3 separate regions of the Homo sapiens genome follow, and all the other regions are linked to region 1. A link is a contact called in ENCODE Hi-C or POLR2A ChIA-PET data. All regions are on one chromosome and are shown on one strand. The core of a region is the stretch at or near the end of the contact, and the rest is flanking DNA. Distances in the headings are between cores, read along the strand shown. Region 1 holds the start of PRKCSH (PRKCSH beta subunit of glucosidase II). Region 2 overlaps SMARCA4 (SWI/SNF related BAF chromatin remodeling complex subunit ATPase 4). Region 3 holds the start of ZNF823 (zinc finger protein 823).

Region 1 (3,185 bases), core at 266-2,765:
GCAGGAGAACGGTGTGAACCCGGGAGGCGGAGCTTGCAGTGAGCCGAGATGGCGCCACTGCACTCCAGCCTGGGAAACAGAGCAAGACTCCGTCTCAAAACAAAAACAAAACCAAAGACACGGTCTCATCCAGGCACGGTGGCTCACACCTGTAACCCCAGCACTTTGGGAGGCCAAGGCAGGAGGATGACTTGAGCCCAAGAGTTCCAGGCTGCAGTGAGCTACGATCATGCCACTGTACTCCAGCCTCAGCAACAAAGCAAGACCCTGTCTCTTCAAAACACACAAAAACAAAAAGCCAGGGTCTCCCTTCACCTCTGTCTCCTGCTGGATTGCTCTTGGCCCCACCCTGTCTCCCACTTCTAGGGGTTTGCCCGTGTTGACCCCTCCATCTGCAGCACCTTCGGGATTCAACTGAAACCTCACCTCCTTGGAGGAGCCTTCTCTGACCCCGAGGCTTGGGAGGAGGACGACTCTGGGCTCCTCCAGCTGCCCGGGGCCATAACACTGACCACTGACTTCTGAGCTTGTTTCTGCCCACTCAAAGGGGAGCCAGCAGAGGTAGTATCTTGGTCACACAGACAGGGCCTGGCACTGAGCAGTGTTCAATAAACATCTGATGGATGAACAGAGAAAAGGCTCACCTGGCTCGTCAGAGCCATCTTTGCAGTCGCAATAGTCATCGTTGACCTGATCAAATGGGATGGTGGCCGAACCGTCCAGGCAGGTGAAAGGCTTGGACTCATCGTAGAAGTGATGATCTGCGGGGTACAGGAAGCTCAGCCCAGGGCAGGTAAGCGCCTTCTCCACCAAATACCACCTCTGTCCTCCCATCCCCACCAGCGGAGCACTACCGGGAAACTGAGTCAAAAGGCTGTAAATGCCTATCCCTAAGGCCCAATGTTGGCCCCTCCCACCTCCAGCCTGGCGGGAGGGTGAACAGGAGGACTCACTGGTGAGGGAGACGCCCCGGGGCCTCTTGACCTCCACGGCCCAGCACATGGGTAGCAGCAGCAGCAGCGGCAACAGCATCTCACCAGACGCTCTGAGGCCCGAAACGGGTTCTGTGGGAGGAAGCCTACAGCGGGGAGATGCGCTGTGTCTTCACGCTGCAGGAAGAAAGCGGATCCCGGTCAGTGGGAGAGGGCTACTTCCAGCCAATTGGATTCCTCCATCGCTTCCAGGCAATGAGGCCTCACTTTGTTTCCGATATGGGGGCGAGGGGCAGCGATCTCCCCAATCCTGGCCAGTCTCACTTTGCTCAAATCAATGGCGAGGATCTCAAGATCTCAAAACCTCCGCTCCCTGTGCCCAATTGTGACCCAATTCCCGCCAACAGACCAAAGGGATTAACAGCCTCCGCCGTCCACACCCACACATGCACCCTCCGGTTGCCCCCTGTAAGAAACTGAGGTGCCCTCCCACCCGCTCGTTCACACCTACACGAGGCCGGAGCAAAGGTCAGTATCCACCGCACCCCTCTTGTCCAGCAGCCGCGGTTCCTGCTGCAGAAAGAAAGCGGAAATTTCTGGACCCCGTCACTTCCGGTCGTACGTTCCGCACCGGGAACGGAGACTCAGGGTCGCCATGTTGGGAGAGGCAGGAGTGGGGGCGGTGCCAGAGCCGAGACGGCCATCTTGGGCAGGACTGTGAAACCTTAGAGAGGATAGTTCTGAGGGCTAGCTCTTAATGGCGGCGCAGCGTACCTCCATCTTGGGAGTGGCGGCTTCTCAAGCCGGAAAGAAAGTTCCTGAAAAATGCCCGCGAACCCCCAGGGGCGGGATAAGGTTGGGGGAGGTAGGGAAACGGAATGAGCACGTGACCCCAAAGTGTCCAGACCCTCCGTCCTGCGGCGCGGCTCTACCCCGCCCACTGTTGGGACCGCCCCTCTATGCAGCCTCAGCCAATGAGAACGCAGTGTCAGCCACGGAACGCGGGTGATCTCCATGGAAACAGTGGAGAGAGACGGGGAGGCGGTTACCTGGCAACCGAGAGATGCGGAGCGCAACCACCTAGCGGTCGGAAAGTGCATTTTTCAGAGCCCTAGGAATCCGAGCTGACGGATCCCTGACAGGGGCGACTGACTCCTAGTTATCCCCCTAACCCCTAGGGGCCTTCAGCCCCAACCCCATCATGACATCTCCTCTGTGCAGGGCGGCCTCCGCCAACGCCCTGCCTCCTCAGGACCAGGCTTCGACGCCCTCTTCCAGGGTCAAGGGCAGGGAGGCTTCGGGCAAACCCAGCCACCTCCGAGGCAAGGGCACAGCCCAGGCGTGGACCCCAGGCCGTTCCAAGGGAGGATCCTTCCACAGAGGTGCAGGGAAGCCCTCTGTGCACTCTCAGGTGGCTGAGTTACATAAAAAGATACAACTGTTAGGTAAGATGGCTCCAGAGGGTACAGAGGGTCAGGGGTCAACAGTGCCCATCCAATCTTCATGGTGTGACAAAGGTATTTCTCCAGCATGAGTCTAGGTAAACCGTTTCTGGGCAAAAACTCATACTTAGTTCATGTTTTTCCTTCTCTGTCTCTTAAAACTTCTCATGGGTTCAGAACCGACTGAACTGTACTTCATACTTTCTTGTAATTTATTTTCTCTATTTTTTTTTTTTTTTTTGGCAGAATCTCACTCTGTTGCCAGGTGGGAGTGCAGTGGAACGATTTCGGCTCACTGCAACCTCCGCCTCCCGGGTTCAAGCGATTCTCCTGCCTCAGCCTCTTGAGTAGCTGGGACTACAGGCACACGCCACCACGCCTAACTAATTTTTGTATTTTTAGTACAGAGGGATTTCACCATATTGGCCAGGGTGGTCTCAATCTCTTGACCTCCCAAACTGCTGGGATTACAGGCGTGAGCCCGCCTCGGCCTCCCAAACTGCTGGGATTACAGGCGTGAGCCACTGCACCCGCGTTTTTTTTTGTTTTGTTTTTTGTTTTTTGAGACAGGGTCTTGCTCTGTCGCCTAGGCTGGAGAGCAGTGGCATGATCTCGGCTCACTGCAACCTCTGCCTCCAAGGTTCAAGCGATTCTCGAGCCTCAGCCTCCTGACTAGCTGGGACTATAGGTGCGTGCCACCACACCTAATTTTTATATTTTTAGTAGAGACTGGGTTTCACCATGTTGGCCAGGCTGGTCTCGAACTCCTGATCTCAAGTGATCCACGGCCTTGGCTCCCAAAGTGCTGGGA
Region 2 (3,185 bases), core at 336-2,835, 460 kb after region 1:
CTCAAAATGACCTCATTCCACTTTCATGGCTAACAGCAGGAGAGAGGACCAGGAAACTCAGCAGGGGAGGAACCAGTGGCTGGCACTCCAGCCAATCCTGAAAAGATGGCCCCTGACATAAACAAACCTAAATGTGTTACTGCAAGGAAATTCATCTGGAGGCAAAATCTGACCTGATTCTGCTCCGTGTGGATATTCGCACATTCTGCTACAGAAACAGGATCTGTCTGATTATGAGATGCCGCCCTGGCCTCTGCCATGTGACAACAGTCTGAACCTTGCGTTTATGTTACTAAGATGCTGATTTTGGAGCCTGAAGCCTCTGGTCCATGGGTATGTCTGCAGGGAGGATGCGCCTGCAGCTACCTCCATAGGTGGGAAGCCCAGCAACGTGGGCACGGCCAGGGCAGGGGGAGGCACTGGCTCCTTGGCGCTCCCCTCTGGGCCTTCTGTCCCCACAGTCTTCTCAGGTCCACAGAGTGTTGCAATGAGGTAGGAAAAGGGACAGCAGGACTGCCACATACTTCATAGATCCTGTGATATTCAGGGACCTATAGCTTCTTCCTCACTTGAAGGTCTTTATTCTAAGTCAAATAAACTGAAACTGACAGCAAAATACAATCCAGCACGCCTGTAATCCCAGCACTTTGGGAGGCCAAGGCAGGGGGATGGCCTGAACCCAGAAATTCAAGATCAGCCTGGGCAACATGGCAAAACCTCATCTCTACAAAAAATACAAAAATTAGCCATGCTTGGTGACACATGCCTGTAGCCCCAGCTACTTGGGAGGCTGAGGTGGGAGGGTTACCTGAGTCCAGGAGGTTGAGGCTGCAGTGAACCATGACCGCACCACTGCACTCTAGCCTGGGCAAAAGGGCGAGACGCTGTCTCAGAGGAAAAAGAGAAAAAGATCCAGGTCATTGAGGGCAAACCATCTTTTCCCTCTCTGAAGGTGGACAAGCCAACGAGCATACACTGGGAAGTGACTGAAATTATAGCTCTCCTCATTGTACATTTTTTTTTTTTTGAGACAGAGTCTCACTCTGTCGCCCAGGCTGGAGTGCAGTGACATGATCTCTGCTCACTGCAACCTCCGTCCCCGGGGTTCAAGCGATTCTCATGCCTCAGCCTCCCGAGTAGCTGGGACTACAGGCGTATGCCACCTAATCGTACTTTACACTGAGCATTAGAACTTCTCCCCTCTCCCTTCCATCAAATCATGCGATGCCGTCACAGCCTCCAGGAACGGCTCCAACTCAAAGCAGCGCTAACTTTGTCAACGGAAAAACAGAGTACACTGAAGATGCTGCCCCAAAAAACCATTTTGTGCCCGAATAAGGCAAGTCTGCTTTTTAGAAGCACGGGGTTTCACAGAGGCTTGTTAGAATGGCCTCTCCTCCTGAAAATGCTGCCTCTAGAGTCAGGCTGCAGTGAAACAGGAACGCGGGTGCCACCAGCATCCGCAAATTCATTTCCGGATTGAAAGCTCAGACACGTGCAGAGTGACAGTAAAGGGGATCCCAACAGCCCGGGAGTGATGCAAAGCCATCCCCAGCAGTATCGCCCAGTGCCAAAGCCTGTGATGAGGTTGCTGGTGCCTGCACTTGAACAAGCACTGGCCGACTTGCAGCACAAAGTGGAGAGCCGTGGAGCGACTCCACGTCCTCAGCTCAGTACTGAGGGGAGCAGCGTGTGATTCTGCTTACTCTCACTGACTTGTACATGCCCTGATCGCAGGATCATAGGTGAACAGCTTGAAGAACACTGCGTCAGACATCCCTCCTGACGTTCCAGAAGGCATTCTTGGGCCCCCCCAGTCAATACCACTCTCCCAGGGAAACCACTATTTTGACTATCACTGTGGCTTCCTTTCACCTGTTATTGAACTTCCAATAAAATGACGGGTGTGGTGGGTCACGTCTATAATACATATATTATATAATATACAATATATACTTATAACATATAATATATGTAACATATAAATAATATAATGTTGGGGGCAGTGGGTCATACCTATAATCCCAGCACTTTGGGAGGCCAAGGCAGAAGGATCGCTTGAGTCCAGGAATTCAAGACCAGCCTAGGCAACATAGCAAGACCCTGTCTCTACAAGTTTTTTTTTTTAAATTAGCTTATACTCAGGAGGCTGAGTAGGGAGAACTGTTTGAGCCCAGGAGGTCAAGGCTGCAGTGAGCCATGATCGTGGGCAACAGAGAAAGACCCTGTCTCAAAAAAAAAAAAAAAAGACAATCACACAGGGTCACCATGTCTGGGAGAGTCATCCGTTCTTTTTATGTGAGCATTCTCATTTTCATAGACATTGTACTCTACCAGGTTCTGGCCAGCACAAATCAAGCTGCTATGAGAGTCATTTGGTGAACACATGCATTGGTTCTTCTTGGGTGTCCAAGAATGAAACTGGTGGTTATAAAGGGAGGCATAAACTTAGCTTTGCTAGTTTTCCAAAATAGTTGTATCATCTACACACACGGTCCCACCTCCCACACAGGGACAGCATTCCAGGTGCTCTTCATCAACCCCAACACTTGCTGCTGTCAGTCCTTACAACTTTTAACAATGTTGCCAATGTCCAATCGCATCTTCTTATGGTCTTCATTTGCATGTCCCTCACAACTAATGGCACGGAGCACCTTTCTGTATGCTTACTGGCTATTGAGATATCTATCTATCTATTTATTTATTTATTTAGAGACAGAGTCTTGCTCCATCACCCAAGCTGGAGTGCAGTGGCGTGATCTCGGCTCACTGCAACCTCCGCCTCCTAGGTTCAAGCGATTATCGTGCCTCAGCTTCCCGAGTAGCTGGGATTACAGGCACGCACCACTATACCTGGCTAAAATATATATATATATATATTTTTTGTATTTTTAGTAGAGACGGGGTTTCGCCATGTTGGCCAGGCTGGTCTTGAACTCCTGATCCACCTGCATCAGCCTCCAGAAGTGCTGGGATTACAGGCACGAGCCACCACATATGTGGCCGGTATCCACTTTTAAAAAGTAGAAAGTATCGGCCGGGCGTGATGGCTCATACCTGTAATCCCAGCACTTTGGGAGGCCGAGGCAAGCAGAGGTCAGGAGTTCGAGACCAGCCTGACCAAAATGGTAAAACCCGTCTCTACTAAAAATACAAAAATTAGCCAGGCGTGGTGGGTGCATGCC
Region 3 (3,185 bases), core at 335-2,834, 300 kb before region 1:
TAGTTTATCCTTCAGAGAGCAGTTTCTAGCATAATAGACTGTGGGAGTGTGTGTGTGTGTGTCTGTGTGTGTGCTTATTATTTTTTTTTAAGGAAACAGTATCATTTATGCATTAGGTTATACTCAGACGTCATTTTTTTCATTCATTTTCTAAACGTGCCCATTTGTCCTGGCAGAAAATGCTATAGTTTCTAGAAGTTGATTGAAGATTTCATTTCATCTATTGACATCTCATGTTCAGCTCCTTTCTATTTAGCCATGGCTACCAGCTTCTAGTTCATAACGCTTTTTTTTTTTTTTTTTTGAGATGGAGTTTTTTTTTTTCCTCGCTCTGTTGCCCAGGCTGGAGTGCAGTGGTGTGATGTCGGCTCACTGCAACCTCTGCCTGCCGGGTTCAAGCGATACTCCTGCCTCAGCTTCCTGAGGAGCCGGGATTACAGGAGCGTGCCACCACACCCGGCTAATTTTGCGTTTTTAGTAGAAACGGGGTTTCATCATGTTTGTCAGGCTGGTCTCAAACTCCCGACCTCAGGTGATCCACCCGCCTCAGCCTCCCAAAGTGCTGGGATTACAGGCGTGAGCCACCGCGCCCGGCCATAACGCTTTTAAGTCTAGTATTTTTACTTCATAAACATATGGAGAAAGGCTAATGTTTTCAAATTCAAAGTGTGATGTCTTGGCTTTTGATTGGAGCGTTTAATTCATTAACATTTAATGGCATAAGGAGGGAGCATTTCCACGCTGTGCAGAGGGGACAGGTATTTTGAGACCTCAGAGTAAAATTCTTAATTGTCCCTCCCTTATCACCAGCTTCTGATCCACCCCGGAGCTCCATTTTAGGAATCATTGCCTGGCTTCCCAGCTTGGGGATATGTTTGACCTCCTGAAAGGGGGTCTGCTTGTGAACTGTGAGTGCAGTAGGCTGCTTCTCTGAGCTTGTTCAAGTTTTTGCTTTTCTTCTCTTTTGATTCTTTATGAAATATTGCTGCCATATAATTCCAGTTTTTCCACATACTCAACTATTTTATTTTGTTGTCCTGTTTTTATCTTCTGGGCTGAAAATGAGTAGATTGAGAGATAAGGTGAGGGAAAGGCTTGGCAACGTCGCCAACAGCCTCATCCCAAATTCCTGATCCCTGGAGGACATCAGGCCCTCCCTCCTGCTGCAGGGTGGCCTGTGTGCCCCGGGCTCCCCTCCTGCTCCGAGGTCCGGGAATGGCTCCACTGGACAGGGAGCCTGGAATTCCCTGCACACACTTGTGAGTCCCTGTCCAGGAGGAAAAAGCAGGAAGAACCCACTGAATACAATCAGGAAATTCTAAAATGCAAACGTCACTTCGGGAGGGGTCAGGTCACTCCGTTGGGAGGAAGCCCGCCTTGCCAAGGGTCGTGCCTGGAACCTGTTCATCCGGCTCCACTCAGCACTGTGAGATCGCTTCTTCTGTCAATCAGCCACCAAGGGGCGGGACCTGGAGCACTATCCAATCAGGGATGAGGGGGCGGGGATTGTGAGAACTGTCAATCAGGCACGCTGCAGGGAGGAGGGTGCGACGTTCAAAGAGCCCGCGGAGTCTTCTCCACGCCCCTGCGCTCTGAGTCCTGGCTCTGGCGCTGAGAGAGAGACGCCCTGGAAGGTCTGTATCAGCGTCTGTCGCGCTGGGACCCACACTGGCTTTTAAGGAGGACACCCGGACACCTGGAAGCTGGGAAATGGTGAGTGTGCGGGGCCCGGCGTCCCGAGGCAAAGAAGGGGCAGGTTGGAACCGGCCGGAACCGACCGTGAGGGGACCCGGGCCTCGCCCTGGGCGACTCCGGGGTCTGCAAATCCCAGTGCCCCTGGCGCAGCTCTGCCCTTGGTCCCCTGGGCCGCAAGATGGGGCTGGGGCGGCAGCCGGGACCCCGGGCGTCCTGTCCCGTCCCTGCTCGGCCGCTGCGGCCCCGGCCCCGGCGCCCTCTCTGGGCAGCTCCGCGCCCGCAGCTCCGCGTCTCCCCAGATTGTGCAGTTGTAACCGGCACAGGTTCACGGCCCGAGTCACTGCACCGAGACGCCGAAGGCTGCAGCAGAAACAGTTTAATGGGGGAGAGGGGAGGACACCCCAGATCCGCCTCCCTGAGAGGTTTGGGGATGGGGTGTTTAGAGGTGTGGACAGGGACGGCTGGAGTGTGGGGTCGCTGGTTGGTGGAGAAGTGAGAGGTGACTCCTGGGACTGGAGGTGAAGAAACCGCATTCTGCTGAGTGGGTTCCCTTGTGGGGTCTTCAGCCTGGTTGGCGCCAGCCTTTCCGCTGCAATTCAGGATCCGAGAAAGAACTGAGGCGACCCGTGAGCAACTCTCAAGAGATCTTATCCCCGGGCACGATGAGGAAGCCGGCGGTCAGCGTCTGCTGTGACCTGACTCTCAGGGAGGCGGCCCCGTGAGGCAGCGGGGCTGAGGGCACCTGGTTAATATCTAACTGCAATCTCGCCTCCAGCCTGGCTCGCAGTTCCTGTGAACCCGGTGAGGACGCTGCACGGTGACAACGGAGGGTCACCAGGCAGAATCCAGACTCGTGTGTGTGGGCTTTGTGCTTTGGAAGAGAAGCTGTGATCTGTGGGTTCCCCAGTCCCTTCTTTCTTCCCAAAGGTGACCGGTTTCCCTCCGAGTCTTCCAAAGATGTGGGCAGCAGGGTCTCAAATCCACCACCCTATCCCCTCATCCTAACTCCTCCTAGGGCTGGCAGCAAATCTCTTGGTTTTCAGAGCCTTCCCCAGGCTAACTGTCTCTCATCAATTCCCAGCAACTTTATGAACTCTTTGTCCCTCAGGCAATATTTCAAACAGAGGCATTATTTTAATTGTCACTTTCTTTTCACATAGCAATGTATGGCTCTTTTTAAAAGATGTGTTTTTGTGTTTGTGAACATTTCACATGTGAGGAAGCAAAGAATAACCACTTGACTCCAGTGTGAAAAAAAAAAAAAAAAAAAAAAAGCCGGGCGCGGTGGCTCACGCCTGTAATCCCAGCACTTTGGGAGGCTAAGGCTGGCGGATCACCTGAGGTCGGGAGTTCGAGACCAGCCTGACCAACATGGAGGAACTCCGTCTCTACTAAAAATACAAAATTAGCCGGGGTGGTGGCTCATGCCTGTAATCCCAGCTACTTGGGAGGCTGAGGGAGGAGAATTGCTTGAACCCGGTAGGCGGAGG

Evidence for each region. Hi-C counts contacts between places; a loop is a spot of excess contacts on that map. ChIA-PET counts read pairs that join two places held with the same protein, here RNA polymerase II (POLR2A). Pooled maps may share reads with other maps.
Region 2: a loop to region 1 is called in a pooled map, with 2.7 times the contacts of the local background. The contact joins the enhancer-like site here to the promoter of PRKCSH in region 1. A Hi-C loop is called at or near these places in 1 of 50 pooled maps. POLR2A ChIA-PET finds 5 or more read pairs at or near these places in 2 of 52 experiments (WTC11 and activated T-cell).
Region 3: a loop to region 1 is called in a map of CD4-positive, alpha-beta T cell, with 6 times the contacts of the local background. The contact joins the promoter of ZNF823 here to the promoter of PRKCSH in region 1. A Hi-C loop is called at or near these places in 3 of 168 maps with a recorded cell type or tissue (CD4-positive, alpha-beta T cell and naive thymus-derived CD4-positive, alpha-beta T cell), 3 of 37 single-sample maps with no recorded cell type and 13 of 50 pooled maps.

What each region holds. Positions count from the first base shown.
Region 1 is chr19:11,433,965-11,437,149 of GRCh38, reverse strand. PRKCSH (PRKCSH beta subunit of glucosidase II) reads right to left here and starts at 1,515. Exons shown (of 18, transcript NM_001289104.2): 1 at 1,444-1,515; 2 at 954-1,109; 3 at 645-761. The coding sequence starts at 1,032. It overlaps ODAD3 (outer dynein arm docking complex subunit 3), which reads left to right and starts at 2,029. Exons shown (of 13, transcript NM_145045.5): 1 at 2,029-2,377. The coding sequence starts at 2,134. RefSeq lists enhancers at 958-1,177, 1,428-1,837, 1,411-1,910.
Region 2 is chr19:10,978,476-10,981,660 of GRCh38, reverse strand. All of the region lies in intron 1 of SMARCA4 (SWI/SNF related BAF chromatin remodeling complex subunit ATPase 4), which reads right to left. Among named protein-coding and RNA genes, the nearest start is that of SMARCA4, 19 kb to the right of the region's middle. Within about 2 kb of position 1,585, at least 4 of the 41 ENCODE cell types and tissues checked have a DNase peak (open chromatin) inside an H3K27ac peak, as active enhancers do.
Region 3 is chr19:11,737,345-11,740,529 of GRCh38, reverse strand. It overlaps ZNF823 (zinc finger protein 823), which reads left to right and starts at 1,584. Exons shown (of 4, transcript NM_001080493.4): 1 at 1,584-1,713. The coding sequence starts at 1,711. RefSeq lists silencers at 1,406-1,600, 1,861-2,010 and enhancers at 1,611-1,690, 2,081-2,210.